Regions from separate parts of the Mus musculus genome. Here all the other regions are linked to region 4. The links are chromatin loops, found by intact Hi-C in ENCODE. Cell type or tissue: heart. All regions are shown on one strand.

The links. Hi-C counts contacts between places; a loop is a spot of excess contacts. Peaks named below come from ENCODE experiments on the same cell type or tissue, not always from the same donor. Only the 100,000 strongest peaks of a DNase experiment are listed, where the experiment ranks them.
Region 1: a loop joins it to region 4, with 3 times the contacts of the local background. A loop is called at or near these places in 5 of 42 quality-filtered maps.
Region 2: a loop joins it to region 4, with 7 times the contacts of the local background. A loop is called at or near these places in 11 of 42 quality-filtered maps.
Region 3: a loop joins it to region 4, with 7 times the contacts of the local background. A loop is called at or near these places in 2 of 42 quality-filtered maps.
Region 5: a loop joins it to region 4, with 8 times the contacts of the local background. A loop is called at or near these places in 15 of 42 quality-filtered maps.

The regions. Positions count from the first base shown.
Region 1 is chr5:113,935,382-113,940,381 of GRCm38, reverse strand. It overlaps Ssh1 (slingshot protein phosphatase 1), which reads left to right. Exons shown (of 15, transcript NM_198109.5): 15 at 1-3,288. Among named protein-coding and RNA genes, the nearest start is that of Coro1c, 29 kb to the right of the region's middle. In heart, no CTCF peak of the experiment used is centred here; no DNase peak of the experiment used is centred here; H3K27ac peaks cover 1,742 bases.
Region 2 is chr5:113,842,131-113,847,130 of GRCm38, reverse strand. It overlaps Coro1c (coronin, actin binding protein 1C), which reads left to right. Exons shown (of 11, transcript NM_011779.3): 9 at 928-985; 10 at 1,725-1,970; 11 at 2,663-4,692. The coding sequence ends at 2,782. It overlaps Gm52824 (a long non-coding RNA gene), which reads right to left. Exons shown (of 3, transcript XR_003955977.1): 2 at 177-338. Among named protein-coding and RNA genes, the nearest start is that of Gm52824, 2.9 kb to the right of the region's middle. In heart, a CTCF peak has its summit at 2,183 (motif pointing right); a DNase peak (open chromatin) is centred at 2,214.
Region 3 is chr5:114,439,898-114,444,897 of GRCm38, reverse strand. Mmab (methylmalonic aciduria (cobalamin deficiency) cblB type homolog (human)) reads left to right here and starts at 871. Exons shown (of 9, transcript NM_029956.4): 1 at 871-1,022; 2 at 2,076-2,137. The coding sequence starts at 907. It overlaps Mvk (mevalonate kinase), which reads right to left and starts at 629. Exons shown (of 11, transcript NM_023556.3): 1 at 535-629. In heart, a CTCF peak has its summit at 2,382 (motif pointing left); a DNase peak (open chromatin) is centred at 737; H3K4me3 peaks cover 1,913 bases; H3K27ac peaks cover 1,219 bases.
Region 4 is chr5:113,771,281-113,776,280 of GRCm38, reverse strand. It overlaps Sart3 (squamous cell carcinoma antigen recognized by T cells 3), which reads left to right and starts at 3,881. Exons shown (of 19, transcript NM_016926.2): 1 at 3,881-4,960. The coding sequence starts at 4,646. Iscu (iron-sulfur cluster assembly enzyme) reads right to left here and starts at 3,480. Exons shown (of 5, transcript NM_025526.5): 1 at 3,337-3,480; 2 at 1,905-2,018; 3 at 953-1,063. The coding sequence starts at 3,453. In heart, a CTCF peak has its summit at 2,460 (motif pointing left); DNase peaks (open chromatin) are centred at 2,470, 3,600, 4,360 and 4,620; H3K4me3 peaks cover 2,865 bases; H3K27ac peaks cover 2,265 bases.
Region 5 is chr5:113,952,663-113,957,662 of GRCm38, reverse strand. It overlaps Ssh1 (slingshot protein phosphatase 1), which reads left to right. Exons shown (of 15, transcript NM_198109.5): 9 at 186-279; 10 at 1,817-1,945; 11 at 4,364-4,410. Among named protein-coding and RNA genes, the nearest start is that of Gm52826, 20 kb to the left of the region's middle. In heart, CTCF peaks have their summits at 973 (motif pointing left) and 2,976 (motif pointing right); DNase peaks (open chromatin) are centred at 962, 1,839, 2,152 and 3,102; H3K27ac peaks cover 2,486 bases.

The DNA.
Region 1 (5,000 bases), 160 kb before region 4:
CTTGCTGATGCCCCAAGGCTGCTTGTAACACTGCAGGAAGACGGGGTTTCTATTTGAAGGCTGCCTTTGCTCCTTGGATATCACAGACCAACTCCTTCCCTCCCACACTCCAAACTTGCCAGCCTACCCCTTTACCTCTTGAGCAGATGGAGTCCTTGTGGAGATGACCACAGCTCCTTCCTGCAGTTGGCTGGCTCAGCCAGACAGCTCAGTGAGACCACAAAGTCTTCAAGGATATGTTCCGGAAGTATGCGTATGGGGGTCCTCCCACACTGGTTAGAACCAACGGAGTCCGGATGGTTTGGAGGTTGCAGCCAGGTCCCTTGGCACAGCCTGGGATTCGGGCAAGAAGGAAGAAGAGAGACCGCCATCCTGGTGAACGCTCTGGGTGTCTCCAGGATCTGGGCCAGTTCTCTCTTCATTCGTCTGGGGTCTTTGTGACCTCTGTCTCAGAACATTTCTCCCTGGCATGATTTTTTTTTTTTAAATACATGTATGTTATTTTATAGGGATTTATTTTCCCACTACTGTCAATACCAGTCACCTTAAAAAGCGATCATCCACTTATTCCTGAAACCCTGTGGGTTTCTTCCACTCTTCCCTCAGCCAACAAAAGCAAAAAAAAAAAAAAAAAAAAAAAAAAAAGGCCAAGTTTAATGACATCGCCAAGTTCAATTTCACATGGTGGGTCAATTTCTGTGTCAAAATAATTCCTTAGATTTGGTAATGATAGGCTTCCACTGTGTTTCTTAATCCCATCTGCAAGAGCGATAGGATTTTTGAAAACTTTCATTTTGAAAGAGTCAGGACAGGAGGATGAACTCAGGCAGGCCTCTCGCTCCCAGCAGACTACCTTACACCTGTTTGAGAAGCACTGGCCAATCAGCCAACGGTGCGAACAGCAGGGGGGCGGATCCCCATCTTCAGACCGGAATCCCTGGCGGGATCCTGTTCATTCCTTGGCTCTCTCTGTAAACACAGTGAATTGGCATTTAATGGAAAGGCTACTTTGGAACTCTCCCTGCTAAGCTAAGACGGTGGCAACTCCCATATTGTCTCAGGAAAAGTTTTGTTCCAGCTAGGCTTGGTGGCACACTCTCGTGATGCCACGCAGTGGATCACTGAGTCCAGAGCTTTGTAGACGCTGACCACCACCCCTCCCCCGCCCCGCCAAAAATAAAAAAGTTAGCTTTGGGAGCTGCTCCACACCTGGCTATTTTAGCTTTGTGTGTAATCATAGCAAGCAGAGGTAGAGGGATTTATGCAGCGTTGATGACTGCCATTTTCACTGAATGCCCTTGTTGAACTAAGAGCTTTCTGCTCAGCTGGATGGCCCGGGAACTTTACATAGCCCCCCCCCCCCCCAAAGTCTGAACCATGTGGGGGCCTTGCTCTACACCAACACAGAAGGCTTCCTGAAGTGTAAGGGAGAAGATACTGGGCAGAGGTGGGAGCCTGATCGAATGAACAAAGAGCCAGGTGTCTTTCTCAGATCCTCACCCCCATGTTTTCAGTGCAGAAGCCCTACCAACCACACACAGCTCATCCATGCGGCTCAGCCATGCTGGTCTCTCCGAGGTACCCAGATAGCTGCACCCCTCTGCTCCCCTTGCTCAGCAGCTTGCTCTAGCTGAAGATCAGGCCCAGCATCCTCTGCCCTTGAAGAGCCCAGAGGGTTCTACAGGATGGAATTAAGTTCTGAAAGATTAGGTGTTGACAGCCAGCCTGTATTTTTGTGCACCCATCTCAGGGACCACCCCGGAAAGCTTGTGAATCTCCCACTCTTCAGGAGCCATTTCTCCTTAGCAAGAACAAGATCACAAGAGACATCACACATCACCCCTTTAGGGAGTTACTTTCTACCTGCTGGCAAGGTTGGTATGAGAGTTGATTTCTAACCCCAATGGGCTGGCTGATACTTAGCAGGGCTCTTGAGGCACGTTCAACCCCTTCAGGGTAACCAGAGTACCTAGGACCACTTGCCTGACCCTAGCTGTGCAGTCCAGAAGAGCCAGGGAGGCTCCCAGTCCTCCCCGTGTTGGCTGCAATGTCACTGCTGGTGAGGGAGACTCTTGGTCCCACCTTCCCATCCTAACGGCTGGGTTCCTGCTGATCATAAGACCAGATGAAGGTCATTGGTGTTCCCCTATCCAAAGCCCTTTGTTTTTCTTACTGTGGAGGTGTGAGAGTCCAGTGTGTATGGAGATATATGTACATAAGTGTATGAACATAGACCTTGTGTGTGCATTATAGATCTATATACATGTAAGTGTATCCTACTCCATCAGACCTGGTGTGTGCTGTTCCTTAGCACACACTGTGGTCTCCAGCTTTGCAAGGAAATCACCCTGGACCCATCTGCAGGAGCCACCAGGGGCCATCTGGAGAAGGGCGATCCTTTGGCAGTAGACACCACAGCTCCTCTTTCAGTCCCTATCTTAGACACAGCCTCTGTTGCCCTGGCCGTTGGCCTTGCTGCATGAGAAGACAGCTGCTTCCTCCTCTACCCTGTAATTATTCTTTTTACAATTGAGTGCCTTAATAATGGTTTACAAATACTGTGTATTTATGCGCAACCGTTCAGCTCTCGTCTTTCGAGGCTGGGTACTTTTGTCTGGTCCTGGTGGTTAAGATTAGCACGTGAGTTCCTCCCTACCCCCATCCACTTGTGTTAATCTGCTCTGCAGTTGACACTGTGGGTCCTGACTACTCCACAGAGCCTGCTAGAAACTCGGCTGCTTGGTCCCCGCAGGCCATGCCTGCATGCATCAGCACACACCGCAGCCCGAGGTAGCCGGTGAGGGACATGATTTGGTTTGCCAGGTAGCACAGGGGTGGTGCAGGACCAGTACTCCCTGAACCACAGTCCAAGACCTCCCCTTAGCCCCTCAAGGTCACCCTCTAGTTTATAGAGGCTTGCCACCCCCTAACACCCTTCACACTCCCTCCTCCTCTTCTGCCTGTGTCCTGAGCTCCTTGCTGCAAATCATGGGGTACAGCTCACCCCAGAGGAGCCTCACCAGACTGCATCCTTCACCTTTCAAAGGCCACTGGCACCGGGTTCCCTCGTTGAGTCACAACTTTGATTTTTTTTTAATTGTTTTTCTCCTTGTTTTCTTTTTTAATATATATATATTATATATTTAAAAGGCAGTATCTTTTTGTACTGTGAATTTTCAGTAGAAGAGGCATAGTGCACTTTTTTTTTTACTTCTGTTGGTGTGTACTGTATATATATATAGTCTGCGCGCTTCTCGTGATGAGAATAAACACTTCGTTTATAAATGTCCTGTGTATGCTATGCTTTGCCTGTGGCACTTGCCAAGATGTCCATGTGTTCTTCTCCTGTCATTGCCGTGGGTGCCTTTATTCTTTAGATTTGTTGAACCTACTGTGTTCAAGACTCTTCACAACAAGTTGCAGGAGCTAGACCCAGAGGAGCAGCGCGGGCATCACCCCAGAGCTCTCCTTCCCAGTGCTGGGATTGGATAGGTAGAAAACACCCTGGGCCTGGTGGTGCCCGCCTTTAATCCTAGCACTTCAGAGGCAGGGGCAGGGGGCTGGAGAGATGACTCAGCAGTTAAGAGCACTGACTGTTTTTCTGACGGTCCTGAGTTCAAATCCCAGCAACCACATGGTGGCTCACAACCATCTGTAACAAGATCTGACGCCCTCTTCTGGAGTGTCTGAAGACAGCTACAGTGTACTTACATATAATAAATAAATAAATCTTAAAAAAAAAGATTTGTTTGTTTATTTATTGTGAGCCACCATGTGGTTGCTGGGATTTGAACTTCAGACCTTCGGAAGAGCAGTCAGGTGCTCTTACCCACTGAGCCATCTCACCAGCCCCAAACAAATCTTTAAAAAAGAAAAAGAAGAGAGAGAGAGGGGGGGGCAGGGGCAGACAGATATCTCAGCCCAAGGCCAGCCTGGTTCTACACAGTGACTTCCAGACCAGCCAAAGCTACAGAGTGACATCCTGTATCAAAAAAAAAAAAAAAAAAAAAAAAAAAAAAAAAAAAACCCTTCCCCCCACACTCCCCAAAAATCCCTAAAATAATGAGCTAAGTACCCAAGATGGTTTATACTTTTAGTATAAGTGCAGAGGTTTCTGCACTGGGCTATGTGCGTGGCAAGGCAATCTGTTGCAGAGGAAAACCACTGGAAATGGGGGGAGCTGCTGGGAGGAACCAGAGTGGTCCCCAGTATCCACCCAAAGGAAACAACCCCCGTGATCCTGCGCTTGCTAGACCTCACCTCAGTTAACATCAGCTGTGACACTCCTCACCGAGTGGTCTTTGAGTCACCATTTAGGATCCCAGACGCAACACCTGGTCACGGAGAGACTCAGGCTGTCACGGTGTAAAATTGTTGCCTGGCCCTAACTGTGCAGTCCAGAAGAGCCAGGGAGACTCCCACTCTTCCCCATGTTGGCTGCAATGCATCACTGCTGGTGAAGGAGGCCTCGGTCCCAACCTCCCAACCCAAAGGCTAGGTATGCCAGACACTCTGGACTTCCTGTGTGCATCAGGAGGACTCAAAGTCCGGTACCCACAGTTGCTAAAATCTTCATCAGGTCCCCTCAATTTGTCACTCAACTGGACTCACAAGAGACCGATCAGTATAAATGCATTACCTCACCACAGTGAAGCTGCCCCGTGAGCAGCCCTGATCAACTTGCCTGTAAGCCAAAACTAACCGGGAATAATTTAATGTGAAATCTTAAGCAAAAGGTTAACCTGGCGCAGTGATGCTTGCCCACTACCCCGGGACCAGGAGTTGGTCGCTATCCTTGGCTCCTTAGCAAGTTTGAAGCCAGCCTAGGATACACTGAGTCCTTGTTTCAAAAAGAAAAACTTGGCTGAAGCCAGAGCTGGGCATGGGGGCTCACATTTGCAACGCCAGCACTTGGGAGGCTGAGGCAGGAGGAATGTCTTGAGACTCAGGCCAGCCTAGGTGTCTTAGGGTTTGTACTCCTGCACCAAACATCATGACCA
Region 2 (5,000 bases), 71 kb before region 4:
ATAAAGGAGGATTATTCAGGAGAAGGGAAGGAGCGAAGGGGTAAAGGCAGACAGACAGGGACAGAGAGCTGTGAGGGGAGCGAGGCCGACTGGGAACACGTGGGGGGTGGGGGGGAAGAAGTCTGTGTAGATGGCTGAGTAGGTTGCTCTGTCGGTAAAGCTCTGATCTTACTTACAGGCCTAGGTTAGCTTAGGTCCCAGGACCCGTGGTTATCTCTGTGGTGCACATGGTAATCCCAGCGATAAAGAGATGGCAGGTGGAGGAGACAGCAGCCTGGGAGCGCCCATCAGCCAGCCTGCCCTGTGTGGCAGTGCTCCAGGCCAGTGTGGGACCCTGTCTGGAATAAAAAGTAGAAGGCAGGGTCAGCAGGATGGCTCAGTGGGTAGACATTTGCCACATAGACCTGATGGCCAGAGTTGGATCCAAGGGGTCCTGCAAAAGCAGGAGAAGGGGACTGACTCCATCGTGCTGTGGCACACACACTCACATGCTAACACATGCAGAGGTAGCAGTAAGCCGTAAGAATGACAAGAAGGTGGAAGGGGCCTGCAGGCCAGCCCCGGCAGTTATCCTGAGTTCCCATGTGTGCCACGTACAGTGCCTGTACTGGCAGGTGCTGCCTCCTGTGAGGTGTGTGTGTGTGCTCTCTTGTCTGGGGACACAGTGGAGAGTCACTGGGGCATGGCTGTGCGGTCCCCAGCACTTGGCTTGGCTACAGCCATCTTTCACTGGCCTCTCCTGCTTACAGTCCCCAGCTGCATGGGCAGTCGCTCTTCTCTGTAGAGGGCACACCAAACTGCTCCTAGCCTGCAGCAGCCACTGAGCTGGTCAGTGGGGGTGATCTTCAGATCCCACGGGTGCTGGAGGGAACAGTCTGGGGGCTGTCAGTCACTCACTCTGTATCTTTGCCTTTGTCTCCTTTGAAGATTCTTCAAGCTTCATGAGAGAAAGTGCGAGCCCATTATCATGACGGTCCCCAGGAAGGTAAGTGCCTGAGTGTTTGGGTTTGGTCTTAGTATGCATGGCTGTTTTGCCTACATGTGTTGCTGTGCACTGTCTCCATGCCCACCTGGTGCTTGCGAAGGTCAGAAGTGTGGGGTCCCTGGAACCAGGAGCATCATGAGGGGGCCAGGCATCAGACCCAGGTCCCCTGCAGGACAGCGAAGGCCTGTGACTGCTGAGCCCCCTGAGTTTAGGGCTTCTGTTGCTGTGATGAGACTTCACGACATTCGCAGCTGTCAGTCACACTGCCTTGCTGAGCTCATTGTCAGGGCAGGAGCAGATGCAGCGGCCATGCTGGGACACTGCTTGCTCCTCATGGCCAGCTCAGCACCCAGGCCCACCTGTCCAGGGCTGGCCCCACCCACAGTGAGGCGTGCCTTTTCTCATCAGTCACCAGGCAAGACAATGCACCGTGGGCTTGCCCACAGGCCGGCCCGTTGGAGTGGTTTTCTCACTGAGGTTCCCTCTTCTGAGTGCTTTGTAGAACTAACACAAGACAAGCCAGCAGCACCCTGTCTCTGCAGCTCCATGTCCCCAGTTCTGAAGTGAAAACTCAGGTCCCTGTGGTGTGCATGCCTCTTCCCGCTATTCCAGATTGTGGGAGACAGTAAAGGTTGAGACACATCCCGTGGGGAACGCTTGTCCTGCATCCATGCAGCACTGGACTCGGGCTCCAGCCTTTCTTCTCGCTTACCAAGCGTTCTCCACATGCCTCTTCCAGTCTGACCTCTTCCAAGACGACCTGTACCCTGACACGGCAGGGCCGGAAGCCGCCCTTGAGGCCGAGGAGTGGTTTGAGGGGAAGAACGCGGACCCCATCCTCATATCGTTGAAGCACGGGTACATTCCAGGCAAGAACAGGGACCTCAAGGTGGTCAAGAAGAACATCCTGGACAGCAAGCCGGCTGCAAACAAGAAGAGCGAGCTCAGCTGTGCCCCCAAGAAGCCCACAGACACGGCCAGTGTGGTAAGGCTCTGGGTGACTGTGGTGTGCTAGGCCAGCCAGCACTGGCTTTTGTAATGCCTACTGTGTGTCTGAGAGTGGACAGGACCCCTGCCGGGCTAAGGGAGGCAGGAAGGGAGTGTTCTTAGAGAAGGAAGTGGTACACATAGCACTGGATTCACGATGTGGGGCTAGCAATACAACTACTTTGCCAGGAGCTTAGGGGTCTGAGGAACCTACCACCAGAGGGCACTGCTCCCTCAGGAGAGAATGGCCGGGAGGGGTGTGGAGAACCAGGCAGAGCAGTGCCTTAAGCGGCATCTGTACTTGGTGCCGTAAGGTTTCCAGTTAATAAGCTCTTAGGAGACACTGGCTCTTCATCCGAGCCCCTACAGAGCAGGCTGCTCCTGACAGGAAGCAGAGCAAGGGGGCTGCAGGCCCTGGTGTGCCCAGGCTTGCCCGGTGAGGGCTCTGCCCAGCAGCTGCAGGTGGAGGACCGGGAAGCCACTTTGAAGCACTGTAGTTGGCTTGTGGGCTCTTGTCTGTCTCAGAAGCTCCGTGGTGCCTTGGGAAGACCTGGTGTCCTGGGGACTGCAGCTGGCTGTCCCAAGCGTGTGAGAGGCCCCGTGAGACTCCACTCTGCGCTGTCAGAGTTAACAGAAAGGGAATGCGCTTTGTTGCTGCTGTCTGGTCACCTTGTTCTGTTTGTTTCTCAGCAAAACGAAGCCAAGTTGGATGAGATTCTGAAAGAGATCAAATCCATAAAGGAAACAATCTGCAGTCAAGACGAGCGCATTTCCAAGTTGGAGCAGCAGCTGGCGAAGATGGCTGCCTGAGGCCCGCCCACCTCCACGGACGGTGGCTGCTCCTCCTCCGCGCACTCCCAGGGAGGGCAGAGAGGGAGACACTGCCATTTGGAGACATTCCATGTCAGATCTGTCAGCCAGCGATAGGCCACATTCCAGTAAGAACTCGGTTCCTCTCCCAAATTTCCGCAAACCTGGAAGCTGAGCTTTTCGTCAGGGAGCTTTGGTGTTCGGCAGGTCTGCTGACTTGCTGAGCTTTCCTACGTTTGAAATGCCAGATGTTCTGAATTTTAGAGACCAAGCCCCCCACTTGACCCAGCGTCCTCCTCACACACCTGATGACCGGGCCAGCGCCACCTCTGCTCTGTCTCTTCCTTTTTAATGTTGCCAAAACCGAAAGTAGCTTTTTTTTCTTTGTATTTTTCTACTTTGCAGTATTTGTGGGGTTTCTTTCTTTCTTTCTTTCTTTCTTTCTTTCTTTCTTTCTTTCTTTCTTTCTTTCTTTTCTCTCCTCAATTTAAAAGGGACAGCACTGTGTATGTTTATAAACTAAATGAAGATGAGATGATTATTTTGTATAAACACTCACGAGAACAATCAGTGCAGCCGCCTGCACAGGGCTGGCTCACTCACAGCACAAACCTGGGCGTTAGTCTAACGACTGTGCAGAAGGAAGACTTGAGAAATCACGTGGACCCACCACACACTGCCCCCATTCCATTGAGTCTTCGATCAAAAGTCCTGTCTCTCTCTCTCCTTGCTCTCTCTCTCCTAGAAGTTGGGTGGTTGCACAGAGGGAACTCGGTGATTATACTCTAACCCGAACTAGCTCGCGTTTCTGCAGTTTTGTTCTCCACAGATGGTTGTGCCTGTCCCTTCCAGCAGTGTGGTTCCCTTCCGGGCAGTTTGGACAAGGGCACCCAAGGCGAGCGGATACCTGTGTGTTGACAGTCCTTGTCTACAGAGGCAGCTTGCCTGGCCCTTGGGTATAGTGTGGGGCTTGAACCCAGGCACTGTGTGCACAGCCTCTGCCCCAGGCCCTCTGTTTCCCTCGCTCCTGTCTTCCCTCCTTACTTTGCTGCCTCCTGTCTCAAGCGCCCAGCCAGCCCTCGAGGGCTCTTGAATGTTGCAGCGGAGGGAAAGGTCCAGAACAGAGTGGAAAGGGAAGTTCAGAGATCGACCATAGCTGGCCACGCACAGGCCCTCTGCCCCACCACCCAGATCAGGCTGCTACTTGCCAGCACTGGACGTGCCCTGGGCATGCCTGCTCCAAGGGCAGCAGCTAGACCTTAGCCCTACTCTAACCTCACAGCCTCATGGTGCGTGTCTATGGAAGCAGACGACCTGGGTAGTGTCAGATGGATCACAAAAGGCAAGCCTTGGCAAGTGTTGGTGCTGGTGTGGGCCCAGTGCTGGCTGCCAGCAAATGTACAGGTTATCAGGGCAGAGCATAGTATGGCAGCAGCCGCTTAGAGTGTGTGGACTGACTGGGTAGTGTTGTAAGAAAAGGTTCTCTCAGCCACCGAGATGGGGGCCGCTGGCTCCGAAGCTTCGGGGCTCCTGAGTCTCTGTAGGTTTCTGTGTCTGTCTTGTGGTTTAATGTTGGATAAGGAGATGGAGAGACCATGGCTGGAATGACTCACACTGCATTGTCTGTACGTGTGCTACGCTGAGGACTGTGTGAAGATTCACAAAGGTTCTGGGGTCCGTTGAATTAATTACGTAACAATTGTAGAGGCTGTTGATGAAGTCAGAGGGGCTGTGGTTGAGAGAGGCGGGAGTGACTGTAGTGTGTGCCCACCTGACACGCTGTGGTGGCCTCTGTTTCCCTGTGGCACCGGAGGAAGACAGTGAACTGCTCCTACACCCACTCTTATAGAGTGGCCATAGTGTTCTGTCAAAACACTCGCTTCCGTTTTCAGAGATAAAAGGCATTGATTACAGTCGTGTGCTGTGCTTCTTTCTCGCCTCACTCTGTGAATGTTCAACAAACACTTTACCTACCAAGCCACAGCCGCAGACCTGGGTTTTATTTTGTTTATTGTTTAAAACAAGGTTTCAGTACCTACCACTCAGACGCAGAGGCAGGGCCAGCCTGGTCTACATAGTGCCAAGACAGCCAGGGCTATTTAGAGAGACCCTGTCTCAAAAAGATAAAAAAGATGAGGTACAGGTACCCCAGGCTGTCTTTGAACTTGCTCTGTGGCTGTAGACAGCCCTCCCTGCCTCTGAATCCTGAGTGACAGCG
Region 3 (5,000 bases), 670 kb before region 4:
AGCTCCAGAGTTTATTACCACTGCTGTTGCCAGTAGAAACTGACATGAGCTCAGGCATGGACTGCTTGCCTACTCTGAGGACGGCCATGTGTTTGATGCGTGTGGGAACGCGAGGTTTAGATAAAATCTTGCAGGAGAAAGAATCCTTCCCGGACCTCAAGACCACAACCAACCTGTCACAATCACAAACGCGGCTGCCGGGACTCACCTGTTAACGCCCTGTGTTGCACGTTCAAACAAGAACTTCTGCAAGGCAAGAGTCATGTCACAGAGTGGTTTTGCTGGATTTATGGGTGCATGCATTTTTACGTTGTTATAAATAATGCAAAAATCACCCGGGTTCAAGGCTTCACTGGCCACCCCACTGCACACTAAGTAGCCCAGTCTACGGGACCCTAGTCTAGGGGAAACTGTCCGATCTGAGGTCGCCGAGCGCTCAGATCGAGGACACGAAGGCAGAGAACCGCGGCGCCCGGCCCGGGGTGTCCGGGACCCGGTCCTCACGCCGCCCATCCCGCAGCCCAGGCTTCTCACCTGCCCCGGCCAGCGCCCAAGTGAGCTGAAACCCGGGCCGCAGCTCCCGGTCTTCTCCATATCAGATGGGAGAGTTCCAAGGAGGCGGGTGTGTCTTCCTGAGGCCAATCAGAGAGCTGGAGCTAAGGGCTCCTTTACAGATTGGGTCAAACATTAACCAATGGGAACTTCAAGCAAGCCGAAATTGCCTCGCCTCTTTCTACAAGTAATCCAATGGGAATCAAGAGCTGGGGAGTGCCCCGCCCTGGTGCGAGTGCCCCAGGCCAATAGGAAACAGCGATTGAGAGGTGGCGCGGCCGGCTGCGGGGCGGAGTCATCCCCGGGCCTGGACGGGTGCCTAGCCGGGTCAGTCTTGGATGCGTTACCGTGCGCATGGCTGTGTGGCTCTTTGGGGGTCGCCTCGGCCTGCGCGGGCGTCTCAGCGCCTGCAGACTGCTGTGTCCCCGTTTCCAGAGCCGTGGCCCTCAGGGCGGGGAAGACGGGGACAGGTGAGTTTCAGGCCTGGAGAGTAACTCAACACGGAGGAGGAACGGTTGTTTCCGTGGGTACATCACACCGATGACGTGCTCTATGTGGCCTGACGTCACTGGGCTCGTCATGGCGTCAGAGGCCAGGATTTCCTCCCCAAGTTCTAACGGAGTCTAGCTGTGGTCAGTCAGGGCAGGGGCATGCTCTTGTGGGTTTTGTCCGGCCTCCCCAAGCAGTTTGTTTGGATTAGGATTAAGACACCAGGAAGACATGGTAACACTTAGAAACTTGCATAGGGACTTGCAGACTACCATGACCTCATGATCAGCGTTCCCTGTCCAGTCCTCTGACTTTGAAATAATTTTGTGAATTCACATTTTAATTTTAAGTTATGCACTGCTAGTTGAAAATGGCAGAGTCGGGGTTCATTCGCAGTCCTCAAAAAAAAAAAAATTAAGTTAAAATAGCATTTTTGAAATTCCATTTTGACAGTGTATTTTTTTTTTTCCTTGACACTGAAAAATCTTAGAAAAGTGCAAGTGGCCTAGTTTTCTTTCCCCCAGAAGTGCTAACTTCTGTGTTGGGGTTAGAAGAGACAAGAGTTTGGGGAGGGTAATGGACCAGGTCAGGCTTACAGTAGAAGGGTTTTGGGCATGAATCCCAGCCCAGTCTCTTCCTGGAGATCTAGGAAGTTGAATCTTTGTGGGCTCCAGTTTCCTCAACGGAGAAGCGTATGGCTAACTTTGGGAGTGTGGGAGAAGCTGAAGGGCAGTTCCAGGAGCTAGCGGCTTTAGCCCACTGTGGAGCTAGGGCTACATGGAGTGACCAGTTAGTCCTTCCTGCCAGTATTTGCCAAGAATCTTTATTGAGCAGTATGCTACAGCAGCTGCTGTACAGGTAGAGACAGGGACAGGAAGCTGTCAGGAAGGGGCAGCGGGGAAATGGCTGACGGGAGATTGCCATCCCAGAGGCAGAGAAGTGCTGCCCCTGAGGTTGCAGACTGAAAGCTGGGCGTCACTCCCCGAGGCGCAGCCGTTCCCACTTACCACGCCTTTGTGTCTGTTTCTCATCAGGCTGCAGCCGTCCTCGACGGCAGCCAAGATCCCCAAGATTTACACCAAGACGGGAGACAAAGGTAGGCCACGCTGTAGCCATGTGACGGGTCTGAATATACATCATAAGTGTGAAGCCACAAGAAAGGTGCACTGTTCAAGTGTTCAAAACAAGTTGTAGCGCTGCTACAATGGCTCAGACTGCTCTTCTAGAGGTCCTGAGTTCAATTTCCAGCAATCACGTGGTGGCTCACAACCATCTGTAATGGACTCTGATGCCCTCTTCTGGTGTGTCTGAAGAGAGCACCAGTGTACTCATATACATAAAATAAATAAATCTAAAAGCAAAAAGCGGGGCTGGTGAGATGGCTCAGTGGTTAAGAGCGCTGACTGCTCTTCTGAAGGTCAGAACCACATGGTGGCTCACAACCATCCGTAATGAAATCTGACGCCCTCTTCTGGGGTGTCTGAGGACAGCTACAGTGTACTCACATATAATAAATAAATAAATAAATAAATAAATAAATCTTAAAAAAAAAAAAAAAAGCCAAGTTGTAAGGAAGCCAAGTATAGTGCACACCTGCAATCCCAGTACTTAGGAGCTGAGGTTGGAGAGTCACAAGTTCAAGACCAGCTAGGTTGATGTACCAAACTCCAAGGCAGCCTGCTCTACATAGTAAAACCCTGTCTTTTTTTTTTTTTTTTTTTAATTTTCGAGAGAGGGTTTCTCTGTATAGCTCTGGCTGTCCTGGAACTCACTTTGTAGACCAGGCTGGCCTCGAACTCAGAAATCCACCTGCCTCTGCCTCCCGAGTGCCGGGATTAAAGGCGTGCGCCACCACGCCCGGCTTAAAACTCTGTCTTGAATGATGGGAATGACACGTGTGGGGTTGGAAGTGTAGCTCAGTGGTAGAGTGCCCAGCTAGTATTCTGAAGGCCCTGTGTTCAACACCAAGACCAAAAAAAAAAAAAAAAAAAAAGATAAAAAGAGTGTGGGACAGTGTAAGGCCTCCGAGTCATGAGAGACACAGTTCAGGGTGAGCCTGCTCTGCTCACCCACAGTGGGCGGCTCACACCTTTCTATAACTTCACATCTACAGGGATCCATTGCCTCTGACCTCTGAGAACACTTGCACATACATACATACATACATACATACATACATATACACACACACACACATATCTATATATACACATATACACATACACATATATATACACATACATATACACACATATACATAACATGCATACACATATACAACATACATACAGACATATATACACATATACATACATATACATACACAGCATGCATATATACATATACAACACTTGCACATACATACCTACATATACAACATCCATATCCATATATATATATACATATACACACACACATATATACACATACATATACACACATATACATAACATGCATACACATACACAACATACATACAGACATATACACACATATACGTACACAGCATGCATATATACATATATAACATGCATACACATACACAACATGCATACATACATGCATACACACATATATACACAGCATGCATATACACACATACATACTTGCAAACATGCATAGACATACACATGCATACATATATATATAACATGCACACACACATATATAACATGCATACACATATACATACATATATACTATGCACACATAAATATGTATATACATATATATGTGCATGCATGTATGTCAGGGTATCTCTGCATAACCCTGCATGTCCTTGAACCTCACTCTGTAGACCAGGCTAGCCTCGAACTCAGATATCCGCCTGCCTCTGCCTCCTGAGTGCTGGGATTAAAGGCGTGCTTCCACTGCCCAGCCCAAATTTAAAAAAACATAAAAAGAACTTTTAGTTGATTTGGATTAAAACGTGTATGATGGTAAGCATGGTGGAACAGGTATGTAATCCTGGTACTCTGGAGGCAGAGGCAGGAGGATCACTGTAAGTTTAAGCCTGGGCTATAGTGAAAGCTTATCTCTAAAGAAAAGAAAAAAAATGTGTGTGTATTGTGTGTGTGTGTGTGTGTGTGTGTGTGTGTGTGTGTGTGTGTGTTTGTATTTGTATGCCTGGTCTACATAGCAAGTTCTAGGCAAGCCAGGGCTACATAATGAGACCTTTATCTCTAAAGAAAAGAAAAAAATAATGAATGTGTATTCAGATATGTCTTTGGGATTTCTTAAATTGCAACTTATTTAGAGTGTGTTTGTGTGTGTGTGTGTGTGTGTGTGTGTGTGTGTGTGTGTGTGTGTGATATGTGCCTATATCCCAATGCATTTGAGGTCAGGGAAAAGCTTGGGGAAGTTGGTTTTCTTCCACCATCCGCTTCCCAGGGATTAACTTGGGTCATCATCAGGCTTGGCAGCAAGTGTCTTTACCAGCTGAGCCATCTTGCTAATCCTGAAAGATTTTATCTTTGTCTGGTAGCTAGGAGAGAGATCTGATATGTGGGAGAGAGAAATACAGAAAAGTTCACACACTGTTCTTCTATTTTCCAATAATAATAAAAATGTATTGCTTCAATATTTATTAAATGTAATGTAATGGAGAAATAAACTACTATGGTACCATTTCTGAAGTTTTAGGACCATACAGATCATTAATAGTGATTGTGTTTGAGTTATATCCTTTCATACTAAAGTGTATACACACATACACACACCCCACACTCATAGGATGTACTTCCTGTCACCGAGCTGTATGTGAACAAAACGTCAGAATGATAGATGTTTTTTCTGCCACGTCTATGTTGTTACCAGAACGGTGGGAAAACATGTGTATAGAAGTGACAGGTGTCAGATGGTGGTGTCAGTGCTACACCGGACAGGTTCGGGGACAGCCTCAGGTCACTCACAGACGGGGCAGTGGGCTCACTATGGCCCGGCAGTATCTGCTAGATGGG
Region 4 (5,000 bases):
CAGAGCAAGCAGGTGTGGGTCTCCCTGGCCCCCAGGAGCTCAACGGCCAGAACGCCTGGATCCTGTGGAGCAGGTGGCTCTGTTAGAGCTGGCTGGCGTTGTGAGCATCCAGGACTGGGCCCCGTGAAGGTCCACACTGTTCTAAGACAGGGTCTCATGCAGTCTGGGGTGGTCTTTCAATTGCTAAGTAGCTGAGGGAGACCATCACACCCCAAGCCTCCTGTCCCTTCCTTGTCTGAGCTGGGATTACAGGCTTGTGTGCCCTGTGCCACCATGCCATGTTAGCGTGGGTGGTTTCATAGCTGCTGGATCTCAGCAGTTTCAGCTCTTAAAGATTTTGATTTCTAAGCCTCCCTCGGACGCGGCTGTCTCTGCCTTCCTGTGCATGCCCGTCTGGACTCCTACTTGAAGCAGGAGATGGGACAAAACTGTGAATGCCGCACAGCAGCTCTCAGGGGACCTTGGTGACCTCAGGGACATCAGGGAGAGCCCAAGACTGCCTTTCAGTTCTGTGGCTGGGCGGCCTGGTGCTGATCCTCATCTACGGAACTGACAACCAGTGACAGCAGCGACTGACACGTTGCCTTAAGCAACAAGATGGCCTTGAACTCCCAGCGTGAGGAATGTAACCAGGGCTTAAAAAACTGGCTTTTTTCTTTTCTTTTCTTTTCTTTTCTTTTTTTTTTTTTTTTTTTGAGTTCCTGCTGGGTGTCCCAGGCAGGCTTTGAAGTCACCATCTTTATCTTCCTGCTTCTTGCTTTGCTGCGACTCATGAGTAGACTCTCCCAGAGCCAGGGTCACAGGGAGTTCTGATTTAATTCCATGTTTTTTGTTGAGACAGGTCTCCTTACGTATCCCGTGCTGGCCTAGAACTCACAGAGCTCCTTCTGCCTCTGTTGGGCTTTACTGCTCCGGGATTAAATAGCTTTATGACACTTGTGAGTGGTCTTACCGTTTTCCCCTTTACCCACTCTGTGGCTAAGGAGCTGGAGGCAATGGCGGAGCCGCAGCCAAATGTTTTGAATCTGGCGTCCACAATCTTCCCCTTTTCATCCACCTGGATCTAGAAAGGAAACAGAAGCTAAGCGGCCACAGCTGGACCTGTCCTTGAGAGCTGGGACCTTCTGGAGGTCCACAGTGTGTGTTCCACATGAGCCCTGGCTAGTGTCCACTCCAGATGCTGTGACATTGGTCACCGTGATTTGTTTCACAGAGCTTGGTGACAGAGAGTGAAACTTGGGGTCCACACAGGTCCAGCTGGCACAAAGGTAGGGAAATGGTGCCCCTCACCCCACTTGGTTGTTTTCAGCCCTAGCCCGCTGTATGTGAACTCCTGTTTTGCAGAGATCTGTTTACAGCTGCTGCCCCTGTTAGCACCTCAGGCGCAGAGAGAGAGAGAGAGAGAGAGAGAGAGAGAGACAGAGAGACAGAGACAGAGAGACAGAAAGAGACAGAGAGAGATTACCTGCAACCATGGCTCCATCAGTACCTTTCTCTGGGGCACCAACTATAATTAGCGGCTCTTTCCTGCTTGCCATGAAGGAGGCTGAGCTAAAGCTATGGCTGACTGAAGCACAGCCTGCCACCTCCCTCTGCCCCGCTTCCTTTTCCTGGAGAGGTTTGGTTAACACAATATTCCTTTTCTCACTGAAAGCGCTAGCTCCTGGTGGCCTTCACTTGGTCAGAACAGTCACAGAGTCTTTCGATTGCTCGGTGAGAGCAGGATCTACACTGATCAGTGAGGTGGAAGATAAGGTCATCTGTTTCAGAACGAGACCCGAGTCTCTACCCTCATCATCCATGTCAGCCACTGATCCCTCCTCACAGGAATACACAGACAGGACAAAAATGCTTTGTGAGGTCTTGTTGGGGTGCAGGTAGTAATCCTTTCACCCAGTCAGTACCTGCAGTTTCATGACGTCACCACATGCCGGAGCCCCCACCAATCCGGTTCCAACATTTTTAGATGTCTTGTCAAGGGATCCCACGTTCCGAGGGTTTTCATAATGATCCACAACCTGAAATGGCAGATCAACAGAAATCGCTACGGTCTTTACTCTCTCTCTCAGATCAGCAATCTGTATGGGACAGAGGTGGGAGACCCATGTGTGACCCAAACTCTTTCTATCTCCTCCCCAACGACCTTTGTATCGAAGATACTGTCCAAGAAACCGGTGAAAACTCAGACACATCTTCCTTTCAGGGGGCTGTCAACCAGAAGTAATCCCCTGACTCACACACTGTACCAGATCTGGGCTCAAAGCACAACTTCTCTTTTTTACCAAACACAATACACAAAGAGAAGTATGCACTTACAAAAAATCCCGAGAATAAAAACAGCCCCAAATGGAAGAGTTCCCCAGAAGTTTCAAGGTCAGAGATGAGCTGGAGGTTGGGGAACGAACGAGTCATTGGTGGCTGTAAACATAAACACAGCGCTACCCTGTGGCAGGAGCGCCCCCTGGTGCCTTAAGGCTGCCAGCCCGTCAAGGTCCTGCAGCTATAATGTCAACAAAACAACCTTCCCTTTGGGGTAGAAGGCCTTGGGCAAGAGCACCCAAGCCAGAACAGAACAAGCAGCTGTTAAAGTCAGGGACACACTAAGATTTAATAACCGAGCTTTCTCCCGCTAGTTACCAGGAGGCACCCTCATCTGCAGATTGAGTCTAAGCCCTGAGCCCCCATAACGCATCATCTAATCAAGGACTTTGGGGGGGGGGGGAGGGAGTGTCTTGTACATCTGCGGTAGCCTTGTTTTTCGGAGTGAGTCTCCTGTCAAGAGGATTTTAACGTCCCTAAAAGCGTGGGGGCCCGCAAACTACTCTTCTTCTATACTTTCTGCTCCCTACCAATAAACACACAACTGAGAACCGAAGTTTTAATGTTGGGCTAGGTGCTTGGCTGAGCTCGAGGCCATCGGCTCCTAAAAGAGTAAATAAATCGCCATCAGTGGTTTCCCTTGGTTGGACCGAGCGCTCCACGTACGGGGACTTCAGAAGACTCCTGTCAGGTCTGAGAGAAAGGATGGGAGGGGACCAGTGACTTGATCAAGGCCATCTGGCCAGGGCAATGGCTTAGCTGGGGAGGACGCTGGTGCTGTCGAGTGTGCTCAAGCATGCGTGTGTGTGTGTGTGTGTGTGTGTGTGTGTGTGCGTGCTGCCCCTTGACCCCCGGCACGACATACCCGGACCCTCCCTTCTGGGCTGTCAGCCTTGGGACACTCGGAGTGACGGCCGCGGCGGGGCAGAGGCGGCCGCGGGGCTCCTCGGTGCTGGTGATCTGCGCAACGGCGGCAGGTCCCCTCGATGGTTCGCGCACCCCCTCGCCCGCCCATACCTTCTTGTGGTAGAGCCTGGCCGGAGCCGACAGCTCCCGGGCGGGCAGGCGCGGGCTCCGCAGCAGCAGCGCCGACGCCGCCCGCCTCAGACGGCCAGCTCCCGTGGCCGCCGCCATCCTGCCGGCTTGAGCTGCGTCGACCTCGGCGACGCCGGAGGGATGGCGCGCCCGTTCGACGTCACCGCAGCTCGGCGCTTGCGCTGGCGTCTCGGCCCGGCTACGCCCCCTCTGACCGCGCCCTCGGAAGGGGCGTGGCCAGGCGCAGAGCGGGAAGGTCCGAAGCGGCGTGCAAGGTTGTCTGGTGCTGCGATGGGCGTGGGGATGCTCGGTTTCAGGCGTGTTTATGATTCGATCATGCATACGTCCCTGGTAGACTTTTGTTCAGGCTGTGGAGTTCCTTTTCTTTCTTTCTCTCTCTCTTTCTTCCTTTTTTTTTTTTTTTTTTTTTTTTACTAATTCCGAGGTAGCCGTTTCACCCATGGAGCAAATGCATATTAAGTGTACTCTAGGTGTCACTAAAAAAAAAAAAAAAAAAAAAATCCTGGGAGCAAAACGGACGCGATTTCTGGCTCGTTAACCTTGTTGATGAAGGGGAAAGGCAGTGCAGAGGGAAACAGCAACGCTTTTCCGACCTCGAGAACGAGGGGTATAAGAGAAACGAACCCCATCCCTCGACACCTACGTTTGTTTTACCGCCATGCACATCATTCCGAATCAATACTTATTGTAATGTATTATCATTGACTATAAAAATCCACAAAAGCGACTCGTTTAACACAACTACGAGGTACTAGGTGTTACAAAGGGGAGGGAGCTTTATTCGAGAGATGAGACTTTTCCCATGAGATGGTGCATCCGATCGCGGAGGAACTGCAATCTTGTCCGCACTTGAGGGTCGGTTGCCGGGAAACAACCACGCACCGGAGCCGGCCGAGCCTTACAGAAGGTCTTTAGTCCAAAGCGACGACTTTGACCTTCCTAAGATGGCGCCTCGACCTTAACTACGGACATCACGCACGCACCACTTCAGCTGTGGCTGCCACTTCCGGCCCAAAGACCCGACAGCTGTCCACGGTTGTAGCCGGACGCAGGTTATGCTCGTGAGCCTTTTCTTCTGACGGTGGCGTCTGGAGGCGCTAAAGGATAGCATCAGCGGTGGATTCTCCACAGCTTCCTGCTCCCTGAGGCCGTCCGCGACGCTCCCGCTGGTGGCCGAGCGGAGTTTTGATCAGGCAGACGCCGCGGACAGCCCGATGCTCGCCGGGCTTCGGCGGGCGAGGGAAGACCCGAGAGTCGCGGGCTGCGCAAGATGGCGACGACGGCCGCATCTTCGGCGTCCGAGCCGGAGGTTGAGCCCCAGGCCGGGCCTGAGGCCGAGGGAGAAGAGGATGAGGCGAAGCCGGCCGGTGTGCAGCGGAAGGTGCTGTCCGGCGCTGTGGCCGCGGAGGCGGCGGAGGCCAAGGGCCCCGGATGGGACCTGCAGCGGGAAGGCGCGAGCGGGAGCGATGGGGATGAGGAGGACGCCATGGCTTCCTCCGCCGAGAGCTCCGCCGGGGAGGACGAGTGGGAGTACGACGAGGAGGAGGAGAAGAACCAGCTGGAGATCGAGCGGCTGGAGGAGCAGGTTGGCCGGCCTGGGTGGCGGCGGCGGGCTCCCTTCCTCC
Region 5 (5,000 bases), 180 kb before region 4:
TGTACCTGGGCAAGCCACTGTCAGACCCGTGAGGACGTGAGGGGTCGTGGGGGGGGGCTCCTCTCTCTCTCTCTCTCTCTCTCTCTATATATATATATATATATATACACACACACACACACACACATACATATATAGTATAGATGTTTAAATGTATAGCGGCTTCCTATACCTTTTCCTCCTAGGCCAACCGAGGGCGAAAGAACTGAGCGCCTCATTAAAGCCAAACTCCGGAGCATCATGATGAGCCAGGACCTTGAAAATGTGACTTCTAAGGAAGTAAGACACCCTCCCCCTCGCCTACCTCGCCCCCTAACCCTTCCCTTCCCCTTCCCCTCCCTCCCTGCTTCCCCAACCCTCAGCCCATAGGAGGCACACACACACACACACACACACACACACACACACACACACGTGAGTTTGTCTTCACCACAGAGGCAGGCTCACGATCTCTTGGGTTTTTTATGTGTGCATTTATTGTGCACCCTGGAGGCTCCCCCACACTTTGCTCTGCCGTGGTACCAAGTCTGTGGAGGGCCCAGGCTTAGAGTTTGGCTTTAGTCTGATTGCAAAAGACCATAGGCAGCTCGACTGCCCTCCCTGAGCCCTGGGGACAGCTGTAGAAGGTCCTTGGGTTCCTCCAAGGAACCTCAAGTCTTCTGCGTCCTCTACTGCATTTGTGTGTCCCCTCGCTGCATTTGTGTGTCCCCTCGGCCTTGTGCTGGACAGGGGATGTAAACCTCAGGCTTTTCCCTATGCCTTTTCAATTTCTCCTTGGTCAGTTTTTCCTTTGTCAATAATAATAATAATAATAATAATAAATATAGTAAAAGATGTTGTGGGAGCTGGAGAGATGGCCCCTAGGTTAGGAGTACTGGCTGCTCCTTCAGATCACCTGAGATCCATACCCGGTGCCTTCATGGTAGCTCACTGCTAAAACCCTCTCCAGGAGATCTGGCGCCCTCTTCTGGCCCCTGCGGGCATTGCAGGCACATGGTGCACTGCATACACTCAACCGAATCTAGAAGCCAGGCATTGGGGCACACACACCTTTAATCCTAGGACCAGGACAGAAGTTCTCTGACTTCAAGGACATTGTTATCTACATATTGAGTTCCAGGCTAGCCAGGGCTACCATTGTGAGACCCTGCCTTATAAAACAAAAATCTTAAAAATATATAGTTTTTGGTTTATATTTATTTATTTATATACTTAACTGGGGCTGGGAATGTGGCAACATGAGAAATGCCCATTTATTTGTTGTTTGTTAGTGTGGGGTATTTTTGAGTCGGGGTCTTCCTCTATAGTTCATACTGACCTGGAACTCACCTTGTGGCCCCCCAGGCTGACCTCAAACTCAAATTCCTACCTCAGCCTTAAATCTTCCAGGTCTTTCACTGGTTAGTACTTTTTTAAAAATCACGCTGTGGTGCCTTCTCCTACAGGGGAGCGACTTTACCTTCTCACTGCAGTATATTTGGTGCTTAATTGTAAACCTGTGTTTTAAACTCGATAGAAAAAAAAAAAAAAAAACCTTAGGAAAAAACAGATTTCTTTGTTGAGGACAACGGACTTCCTCCTGCTGGGTTAAGTTGGAGGTGGAGTGACTGAACTCCGGAAACCCACACAGATGTGCTACCCGTGTCTAAACGCATCACCCTGGGCCAAAGAAAATGAGGACAAACTCACACTCTTTTGTAAACCAGTCACACAGTTCCCCCTGTGGCTTCATGCCTGTGCTGAAGTGGGCTCCTGTTGGAGCAGATCACTTCTGATAGGCTCCACCCCACATCACTCCTGTCTGTCCCGCCCACAGATCCGAAATGAGCTGGAGAAGCAAATGAACTGCAACCTGAAGGAGTTCAAGGAATTCATCGATAACGAGATGCTGCTCATCCTGGGCCAGATGGACAAGCCCTCCCTCATCTTTGACCATCTTTATCTTGTAAGAAGCCTAGCTCTAGTGGGACCGGGTTTGGGGGCCTAATTTTGGGACTTGGATTGGGGACCATGCTCAGAGACACGTACAACCCAGATGAGGCTGTGCCTTAGCACCTACCAGAAACAAAGGTAGCTTACTTGTTCCTCTCTGAGCCCACTGAAGGATGCACTCTTCCCCTCCCCCCACGTCTCCTGTGCTTGGTGTCTCCAGACCGTAAATATCCGTAGAAGGCAACTGGCCAATCTTCAGAGGCAAGCAGGTTGCTAAAATTAGCTAGGAGATCATGAAGTTGAATGGAAAGACCCAGCCAAAGCAGGGCAGTGGTGGCGAATGCCTTTAATCCCCATACTTGGAAGGCAGAGGCAGGTGGATCTCTGAGTTCAAGGCCAGTGAGTTCCAGGCCAGCCAGGGCTACACAGAGAAACCCTGTCTGGAAAAAACAAAAAGGAAGAAAGGGAAAAAAAAAACAAAAACAAAAACAAAACATCAAGGCCAACTTCCTGCCCTGTGCCCTCCCACTCTACTGAGTCAACTTGTCTCTTCCTTCATAGAGCGGTTAGGATGACTAAGTGAAGTGCATTCTGGAGCCTGCAAGCGCAGGTTCTGTAGGCCTGGTTGTGGGCCATAACTGGCTAGAAGAGAAAGTGTCTCCTTACGGGAATTGAAGGACGATGGCGTTAGCCACTGAGGGGAAACTTCAGTCTTCATAAATAGATGTTTGTGTATACATACATACATACATACATACATATGTATACATACACACACACGTGTGTGTGTGTGCTTTAAGTAGGTTTTGAGACAAGCTCACTCTGTAGCTCAGGCTAGCCTAGAGTTTGTGATCCTCTGCCTCTGCCTCCTGAGCATTGAATGTATAGATTTTTATGTTCTTGTTTTTATGTGACTCTCCCTGCATGTACAGGTCTCAGGCTATATCCACTGAGATGTGAGAGTCTGGGTTTGAATAACTTGAAAAGGCAGAGAGGGTATGTGTGTGCTGGCTGGCCTCCCTGAGAACAGTGAAAAGCCGCCTCCTCCACTCTGTCCACTAGGTGGCGGTCACAGCCAAAGGACTCACAGCCTTTGTGGCGCTTGTGAAGTCTTTCCATGAGTGATAGTAAAGGAATTTTATGCACGAGGCTGCCCCTGAGATGTGAAAATCCAGCTCACGTTGCTTGATGATCAAACCCTGAGCCCCAGATGACCTGGGAAGCTCGGGAGAGGAAGTTGGCAGGCAAGGAGACGGAGATATGGAGACAGGGATGGCCTTGCCAGGACTGAGGTGGCTGCATTTTCAAGAGCATCCCTGGTTGCTGTTTGTGTTTCTATTCGGTGCTCCTTGACTAGAAATAGAGACGTTTTTAATGATACAGTGTATCCATGTATCCAGTCAGACAGCTACAGACTTAGAAACAAATCATTTTAAAGGAGAAAAAAAATATTTCCAGCTCCCACAGGGAGGTTGTCACCCACAGCATTTTGCTGTTAGTTTGTTGTTCAGTTTTTTTTTTCTTCTTTTATTATTATACATAAGTACACTGTAGCTGTCTTCAGATGCACCAGAAGAGGGCACCAGATGGTTGTAAGCCGCTATGTGGTTGTTGGGATTTGAACTCAGGACCTTCGGAAGAGCAGTCAGTGCTCTTACCCACTGAGCCATCTCTCCAGCCCCTGTTGTTCAGTTTCTTATAGGGCTAGAATTGGAACGTGGGCCCCACACTGGCTTTCTCTGATGCCTGTGTAGAAAGAGGAGGCTGCGCCTGTGCTGTTCCAAGTAGACTTTGTCTCTCTGGTTTGTTTGTTTGTTTGTTTGTCTTGGTTTTTTCTTTGAGTGTCGCCTACTTGCACCACCGTGATGATTATTTTACTCATGGCAATCTTCTTGCCTCTGCCTCCTGTGTAGTGGGATGGTTTATTTTGAAGTGCCCATCATTGGGATCTGTGGTCATTTGTGTTACTAGTTCCTGGGAGCACTGTTTGAAATTCATAATTACCGCGTCAGAGGGTGGGAACTTTTTATTTTTATTTTTATTTATTTATTTTTTGAGACAGGGTTTCTCTGGGAACTTTTAAAGTATCAAATACCTACCAGGAAAGGGACCCAGGGTTCCTTCTGTATCTAATGGTGAGGACGACACAGTGGGCTATGCCCATGGCAGAATAAGAAGACTGGGGGACATGACGCAAACGTCTCTGAAGTTGGGGGATCAACAAGGCTCTGTTTCCTCTCTGTCACCCTCAGTGATGCCCAAGGGCCTCAGGAACCTGCTTAGACTCCTTCCTCTCCCTCTCCTGGTTCTTTTCCATCCTTCCTTCTGCTCTGAGGCTGAGGCCCCACTGTCACGTCCCCCATCTGTGCCGAAAGCAGCTCTGAGACTGGAGTGTGAACACTCACAGAGCTTTGTATGATCTGTCCCCCAGGGCTCCGAGTGGAATGCATCCAATCTGGAGGAGCTGCAGGGCTCAGGGTAAGTCTGCTCCCGTCTTCCCCATCTCTCCAGGCAGCGTAGGTAGCCACTGCCTTGGCCTGCCCGCCTCATGGCCTCTGTCCGGTCTCTGCAGTGGCTGGAGGGGCTCATGTGCTTCAGAGTACTACACACAGTAACCCATGATTTGTAGATCCTTCCTGGAGTCTTAGGTGATTGTGGGGGTCTTGGAGCAGCTGAGTCACACCGGGGAATGTAGGACAGCCTGGCCCTAGGCAGGCTCTGAGCTCCTTCCCACAGCCCCACTCCCCAGAAGAATTGCCGAAAACCATTGTTGGAGAGTTACTGTAACAAACCATTGCATGGACACACACACACACACACACCCCTGTTGGCCTTGTATCGAGTCAGCAACTCTGAGAACTGAGCCACCCCTGGTAATCCTTTGGTTCTTGGTGGGAATCTTCTCGTGACCGAACAGTCATCGCTGGGCAGGAACTTGCCTGTCTCTGAGAAGTGCTCAGTAGCAGGAGTGAACCTTTGAGCTAAGCCCTTCAAGGAAGCTGTCACAAAACCACCGTTCTGTGGTCTGATAAGCTGGCCTTCTTGAACCAACTGCAGTTGAAAACTGA